Regions from separate parts of the Homo sapiens genome. Here region 2 is linked to region 1. A link is an interaction called in ENCODE POLR2A ChIA-PET data of the cell type or tissue named here. Cell type or tissue: CD4-positive, alpha-beta T cell. All regions are shown on one strand.

The links. ChIA-PET counts read pairs that join two places held together with the same protein. Peaks named below come from ENCODE experiments on the same cell type or tissue, not always from the same donor. Only the 100,000 strongest peaks of a DNase experiment are listed, where the experiment ranks them.
Region 2: POLR2A ChIA-PET joins it to region 1 with 5 read pairs; 2 of 35 experiments call an interaction of 5 or more read pairs at or near these places.

Annotation. Positions count from the first base shown.
Region 1 is chr3:60,072,679-60,076,678 of GRCh38, forward strand. All of the region lies in intron 5 of FHIT (fragile histidine triad diadenosine triphosphatase), which reads right to left. Among named protein-coding and RNA genes, the nearest start is that of MIR548BB, 540 kb to the right of the region's middle. In CD4-positive, alpha-beta T cell, no CTCF peak of the experiment used is centred here; no DNase peak of the experiment used is centred here; H3K4me3 peaks cover 1,244 bases; H3K27ac peaks cover 1,171 bases.
Region 2 is chr3:59,967,182-59,971,181 of GRCh38, forward strand. All of the region lies in intron 7 of FHIT (fragile histidine triad diadenosine triphosphatase), which reads right to left. Among named protein-coding and RNA genes, the nearest start is that of MIR548BB, 650 kb to the right of the region's middle. In CD4-positive, alpha-beta T cell, no CTCF peak of the experiment used is centred here; no DNase peak of the experiment used is centred here.

The sequences.
Region 1 (4,000 bases):
GATTTAAACATAGGCAGTGTGGATCCCAAGCCTGTGCTCTTAACCCTTGCAGCATATACCACTCTACATCTTCTGTACTATTCTCTATTGACAGTATCTATGAAGCTAGCGCTTCATGGTATCAGGATATGATACTTTCTTAATTATTCATTATTTTGTCTATGTATGCCTTCTTTTCCCAGCTACAGCATTCACTGTTTGAAGGGAGAGATTCAACCATCTCCTTCTCTGGACCCCACACCCAACTTATCCTGTTATAGGCTCATGGTCAACAGATGACTGCACTGTGTTACTAAATGCCAGGGAATACACAGAAGTTGTGACTGCTTACATATTCATGGAAGAAAACCCCAACTCCTATCATCCAAGTTTGAAACTAGGTCTTCTTTCCTATTGGGGGAAATTTCTGCAGGTGTGAGTAATTAGAAAATTAAACATTAATTAACAATTCAAGTGACTGATTGTGTTAGCAAGTTGCTTGCTAACCATACAGGTAAATATTGTGCCCCCATATGATGTTTAAAAATAAGGTCCCTTGAGCATATTAAGTAGTAGAGATGGTTGACTCAAGATTCAAGAGTTTCCTGACCCCTTTAATATGTCACATTTTAAGTCTGTATATAACAAAACTATTGGGAAAGGGGATTGCCTTACTCACTCACCTTGCCTTATCATCTTACAAAATATCTTATATTAAAAGAGAGAAAAGGATGACAGCTCTGTATCTATCACCTATTACTCATTATCCTGGGACAACAAACAGCCCCAGAATCTTTCTTTAATGAATATAGGCTCTCATAGTACATGCTTATGTTCGTCTCACGTTTGCTCTCTCTCATTTCAAAACCCTATTTCTCTTCTGCCCTTTATGTCTTCAAAAGAGACGCTGATATTAATTACCTTGCTTCTCTAACCCCTCATCGTTTTCAGCCCCAAACAATCAGCTTCCTGCTTTTAATCTTCTACCAAATCTATTTTCTCATGATCTACCGAAGTCACCCTACTAAGTAAGTGTTTCTGGAAAGGTATTTTCAGTGCCCATTTCCCTTGACCAACCTGTGGCCCTTGACTCACTGGAAAAAATCACTCCACTCCTGCCCTTTGTAATATTATTCTCAGCTGGAATTCTAGCCTCTGTCCTGCAACCTCCAGCTTGATTTTACAATATAAACACTGCTACTTCCTAACAAGTTCACCAGATATACGAAATAACCCTGTATTTCCCACTGAAGTAAATTAGATTGTTGTTCAGTAAATATTCACTCTCTCTTTACTTCTTATTCCTGAGAGGAGTATACTGTCACATTCCTTTGATATCAGACTTGATTTGGCTTAAGACATGTGAATGGAGCAGGGGCTTAAAATGTCATGTGCATTCCTGTCTTTCACTATGAGAAGCAGATGTCTTAGTTTTTTGCTGGGTCTTGGAGGGTGACAGACACATGGACTTAACTCACACCCTATAGTCAAAACAAGCCAAGCTGGCCCACAGACACAAGAATCAGAGTAAATGACTCTTATTTCAATCCACCAAGTACTGGGGACAGTTTGGTACACATGAGTTTTATGAAACAGTTAACTGATGCACCCATACAAATGTTAAACCTTTGTTCACTGGAACAAAGGTTGGAAGTTTTCTCCAACCTTTGTTGGATGGAAATTTTCTCTTGTTCCTCTACTTCTATGGTATTACCTCTCCCATGCCACTTCTCTAACTTCATGTCCTGTATTCTCTCCCTTATTATGTTTTAAACTCCTTTGAAGAGCAAAGCATCAAAAGTTCTTATCCCTAGACAGACACAAATTAAAATTTGCTTATTCATTCATTCATTCATTCATTCAGCAAATGTGTGGATTTTAGAAATGAGTTTCTGTCTCAAAGGTATTTAATACAACACCTGGCTCAGCTTCATGGACTAGAGACACATTATCACTGAGGTCACGTTGTTACTGTTTTTGCTACTCCTGCTAACTGTTCCAAAGGGGAAAAAAAAACAACATGCACTTTAAAAGCATGATGTTCTTGTTGGCAGAAATTACAATAGTTTCTTCTCTTGGTGTTTACTCCCCCAACACTTTCCTCAGCTCTTTATTTCTGATATTCAATTACCCTTTTTCTGCCTGGCTTTTCTCACTTTCCCAGAAGACTTACCCTGGGAAACTTTACTGTTTTCACTGGTGTACATTTGCACTAGTTGGTTTAATTACCAAGTGAATCTACAGCCTCTCAGAACATTTGACACGTCTCCCTTTCACTGGATCCAAGACATGAAGCAATGAAAACGAATGGGTGAATGTTACAGCAAACTCAACCAAAATTTATTTTGCCTGGATTCAAGGATTAGGCTAACATGCTAGCCAGTTTCTGCCCCCCTAAAATGTCACCCTCTGGAATGACAAAAACCTTAATAAGATTTGGAACCAAAGTTCCTATGACCAGAAACTGCTCAACATATATGCGTCACACACAGGAAATAAAGGCACATTTTAAACTAGAGCTGCTGGGTCATCTTTAAAATAGCAGACTGCCTGTCAGGAGAACCAATGGAATAATCAATCACTCAATTTAAAGTGGGGAGCTCCTTTAAAATGCTAGGGTGATGGGGTATGGGCACAAAGTGAATAGCTGTGACAGTACAGTTCCTCAGCCAAGATCCACGAATGTAAGCACCAGTGGGAAGAGCACTAGACCAAGAGGCTCAAAAATATACTGTGACCTTCAACTAGTCACTTAACAAGTGCTCATTGTATCATTTAAAAAATAATACAATAGAACTCCATGAATCCAATTAAATTTAATTCCATATTATTCGAGTGTTTGTTTAAAATGATATTTCTCAAAGCAATGGTCAAATGAGTTTGGAAATCAGTAGATTAAAGAAGGTTAAGCAGGTTTCTGTTCCATGCAACTTCTCAGTAACTTTAATAGTCTACTGTGCACCGTGAAGCTCTCAGACCTGGTGGATGTGGTATGGAACATTCCCCAGACTAATAGGAATCAAAGATCCTGTTTGTTTACCATGGACAGCCTTGTAGAACTCCTATTCTCTATAATACATGGCCATCAATTATAGAAGACACAGAGATACTAAAGAGAATAGTTTTCTTGGGTCCTGGTCCTGAGGCCTGGCATTCTCATGAAGCTGAGTTTATGCCCTCCCCTGTGATTTATGCCATACCTCTGAATCCTTATAATGATGTCCCTTTTTGATCTTAAGATGGCTTTAACTGGTAACTATCATTTGTAAGCAAAAGTACCTTATTAAACAAGAAAAACAGCTACGTGTGAGTTCTGAGTAAATATTGCTAATTTATGTCTATCTGCAATTGTTACTTGGGCTGAAACAAAAGTTCCAGGTAAGTATGATAGTCATTTTGCCAGAGGAGCCTCAATAATCCCTGAGCTGAAATACTTTCATACATCAAGACGTAATCATCTAATATTAGGAAAGCCATTAAGAAATACAATTACTACTGGAAATGAAGACCTTTTACAGGAGAACAGACATGATGGTTTTCCTTAAAAGCTCTTCCCTTTTCCACATCCACTTTCTTCTACTTTAAAATGAAAGTGACTTCATTTTCAAGTGACCTTTTATAAAGTCCAAACATCAAGTGTCGTAAATATTCTAAGTATTCAGAATGAGGTCCAGTACTGTAATATTAAGTTGGATATGCCAGAAACTCAGAAAAGCCTATTTCTCTTTAAATAGCCAACTTATAAAATTATTCATATTGTCTTCCTGGATTCCCATTATGTTCCTCGTGCAAGAAAGTGAAAGTGTTTTATACAAGCCACACTGTGGGGTAATATGGCCAAACTAAGAGCTTTCAGAAGGATTCTTCTCTTATTCTCTACTTCTGCTTCTGCTGCTGCTGCTTTTTTTAAACAAATGAGATCAGAGGCATACTGTGATTAGCAATGCATGTTTATGTAGTGAGACACCAGATTAGAAATGATTATTATCATGTCACCTAACAGAGTGATAATAATGGTACT
Region 2 (4,000 bases), 110 kb before region 1:
TATGATAACAATGCATTCTTCTGCAATAGTCCCTGAAGGACCTGCTTGAAGCGGTTTTAAAGTTATCTTTTTAAAAAAATAATAAATACACTCTAAAATAACAATAAAAAAGTATAGTATAGTAAGGGTACAAACTAGTAACATAGTCGTTTATTATCAAGTATTATGTACTGAACATAACTGTACGTGTGATACTTTTATACGACTGGCAGCATAGCTTTGTTTACACCAGCACTGCTATGAACAAGGGAATAATGCAATGGACTACAACGTAAAGACAGCTACGACATTGCAAGGCAGTAGGAAATTTTCAGCTCCATTATAATCTTATAGGGCCACCTTCATACATGCGGTCTGTGGTTGACTGAAATTTTATGCAGTGCATGACTACTATAACCTTACAAGCTTGATAAAAGGCAGGTAAAATTCTAAAATGCACTGTTTCAGAAGGGTTGGTGGAAGCTTGGCAAAGGTGTTCACGAAGAGCCAGCATGGCTCCCAAAGGCACCTCAGTTTCTATGTTTGTTGGATAAGCCCAGTAGATCCAAAGAATGCTACAAAATACAACATATAGTATATAAAGCTACCATAATTCTGCTTTAGGGGAGGATGGAGAAGAAAAGATTAGATGAACAAAGGAAGAAAAGAGTGAAGAAAATGAAGAAAAGGAGAAGGAAGAAGAAAGTCTAAGAAACATAAAAGAAAAAAGAATGGAGAAAAGATATCTTAGAAAATGGAAAATGAAGGAATTAAGAAGAATCAGGATATCTGCAAGTTATATGACATACTCTCTCACAATACCTTTGCGAAGCATGTCATTTTCATCTAACACAGCAGGGCTCAAGCAAGAGTAATATAGTAATATTCAAAAAGACCAGGGGTAGGTAGTCAGTTTTCCACCTTTACCAATATGGAGGAACACTGATGTAAAGAAAACTATCACCTATCTTTTTAGGGAGGCATTTTTAGTGTATAATCAGGACTTTAGAAGGCAAACTTTCTTTAGGCTGTACCCACCATTGACCTTAACTGAGAACACCTCTACCAAGGTCAGGGGGCCAAGACTCTCCACTCCAGGTGATGAAATCATACAGTTTCGATATGATTTCACAATATGAACTGTAGATTTTTGATAAAGTAAAGGCCTGGCCAGAAAAAGGGCAGAAACCTATATGAACTTTAAGGTGGTCAGAAAGCTCAGCTCTACTTAAGAAACACTTTTAGACTCACTTTAGTAGGCTATCAAAACAAAAACAAAAACAAAAACAAAAAAAGACACAAAAAGGAAAAAAAAAATAGTTGTACCTTCAAGATATCTCTTGCAGGAAGCCTAGTCCATCAAGAAATAAACCTTCATCTCCCGATTCCAAAAATCAGATACCAGCAGTTCTCACAATGCCTCTAGTGGTAATTCTGTGGTTTTATATCAAGTTCTCTATCCTCCCCAGAGACTCACAGAAATGGCATCTCAGCACTTTTAATCCATTACTCCCCATTAAGTCCATTAGTTACATAAGCCTAGAAGATACCAGTATAGGTCAGCATGTGCCAAAGTGTGTTTCCACAAGCACTCAACGCTGCTAGATGCTAAAACACGCTCTGTGAACAAAAGCGCTTGCTGTCAAATGCTTTTGAGAGATGCTAGAGTTAAACAAAGCTAAAGTTGTTTATTTGCTGCCAGATTTCTGGGAGCCTTTCAGATGCCAATGCAGCCTGTGGCAGTGCAGGAAAGAGACCAAGAATGCAACATTTCCCACACATTCTTCACTAGGGTCTCTTCATCTTCGAATTTTGCTGAGCATCATCACAGTCAACTGCTCTAATGAACATATTTTGGGAAATATACAAAGAAGAGGTCAGCTAGGTCATGTGAGAAATCCATGTTTCGTTCATTGCTCACACATTAAATTTTCTGCACAAACACATTATTCTCTGTGAAATTATCCTTCACTCGTAGGGAAAACAACAATAGAAGTCCTCTGCATCTAAATCCAAAGGGATCTGAGCTGTTCTACGCATATTTACTGTGTTGCTTAAGAATGTCTCATGGTTCTTTCCTATGGCAATCTCCATTCCATTATTCAAAAATACAAATTAATCACATTCTAAGCAATTGTTCAGTTTCCTTCATTTGTATGTGGTTGCAGTCTGTAAGTGAAATTCCTTAATTTCTTTTCTCAAAGAAAGCTTCTATCCATACAAAACAGTCCCCAAACCCCCAAATTTTGGGCTCTAATATGAGTTAAGTAGAAAGGTAAATGCTAATGTTTCATTAATCCTAACGCTTGAATTTCACCCCAACCTCTGCAGTGTTCTGCTCTCTCTGAAGTGCTTGTTTGCTTTTCAGTTCCCCAAATTTGGCTCTGGTAAAAACAAAACAAAACAAACAAACAAACACTAATGGGAACAGTAACTGTGTTTTGTATAATTTGGGGCCATTACCAGCTACTTTATGCTTCATTTGCGTACTTGCGTGTATTAGATACATTTTGTTAAGTTCACCTAAGGATATTTCCCTCAATGGGCACAAATTCATGGTGCCTATAAGGTGACTTTAGTACAGCTTCATCATCTACACTAATATTTCCAGCAGCCCCTCAAAAGCGAGATATTTTCTTGAAAGTAAAATAACAAAACTTACTGTATGTCTGATACTGCAGAGGCCACTTAAATTGTCTATAATAAGTCCAAGGAAAGGATCGTTGAAGTTAACTGGCCTTGGGAATTTCAAGTACACCTCCCTTTGAAATAAAACCATTTCCAAAGAACGTCATGTCAAATGCACATCTCCCTCCAGAAAATTGTGTTTTCTTTTCACCCCACCCAGAACATAACTGAATATCATTTTGCTGGGTAGGGAACCTCCCTAACCTGCCTTAAGTCTCATCTATTTCCATTTAACCATAGTTCCCAGCTAACACTACCTCTTTCCCAAGTTTACCTCTGGCAAGACAAAAAGGATGGTCTTTATGAACAGATGGTCTTTTCAAGGTAAAGTAGTTACATTTAAATACAGATAAATGTACTGTAAAAAACGGCTTTAAAAGAATTTAGGTCTTTAAGGGGGAAAATATGAGAGCACAAGACACTATTCTTTAATTACATGAGATTTCTTTTTTCTTCCCTTGAAGACAAAACCAATTCCTAATGAAGCATAATGAATCGTAAAGAGGCACCAATGCTCATCCCAACAGATGTTTATTGATTGGTGTTGACTGAACACAAACACAAGGGTGTTGCTTACTATTGTCAGTAAGTGGTGGGAAGCAGCACCAGTTCCCCCTGGTTATTTTACCTTTCAAAGACAAGCTGACAAATTTATTTTGTCACGAGCAGCTGTGTTCTTATTTTTATAAGGGTTGGCTTACAACTAAGAAAGCAAGCGGAGGGAACAGCCTTTTGGTGTCCAATGTGTTATCTGGCAAGGACAGATTGTTTTAGGGTGCAATGGAAAAGATTTTTAATGAAACTACATTTCAAACGAGCAGCATATGCTTGATTTTCCCTTCTGCTACTCATCCTGCCATTTGTTAATTTTTGTTATTGTTGTTCTCCGGGACTCCTAAATTTTCATACAAGCTGTCTCGTCCGGCACTAACACAGCTTGGGGCGAATTAATGCTTGGGATGCAAAAACCTGCACGTCCCACTCCAGCCATTTTTTTTTTTTTCATTTCTAAAATTTCTACATTCAATCAGGGTTTAACCGGTGAACTAGTTGACGGAACAAGCAGGGATTAAAAAAAAAAAATTCCTCCTCTTTGTGAGTCCTTGGAGCCCCAGAGCCAGAAAATGTGACTTCAGAATATGTGTGGACTTGTCAGCAGCTCAGCTGCACACAATTATGGGGTCAGAGCCCAGATTGGAGGTCTGGAGAAACTCTGAAATTGGGAATTAGGACAAAATTTTTTTCTTTTTAACACCGTAATGCCACATATTAATTTAAATGATTCTCTCAGAATGATTCTGTGGCCCAGTTAAATGAAGTTCAAGGAAATGAA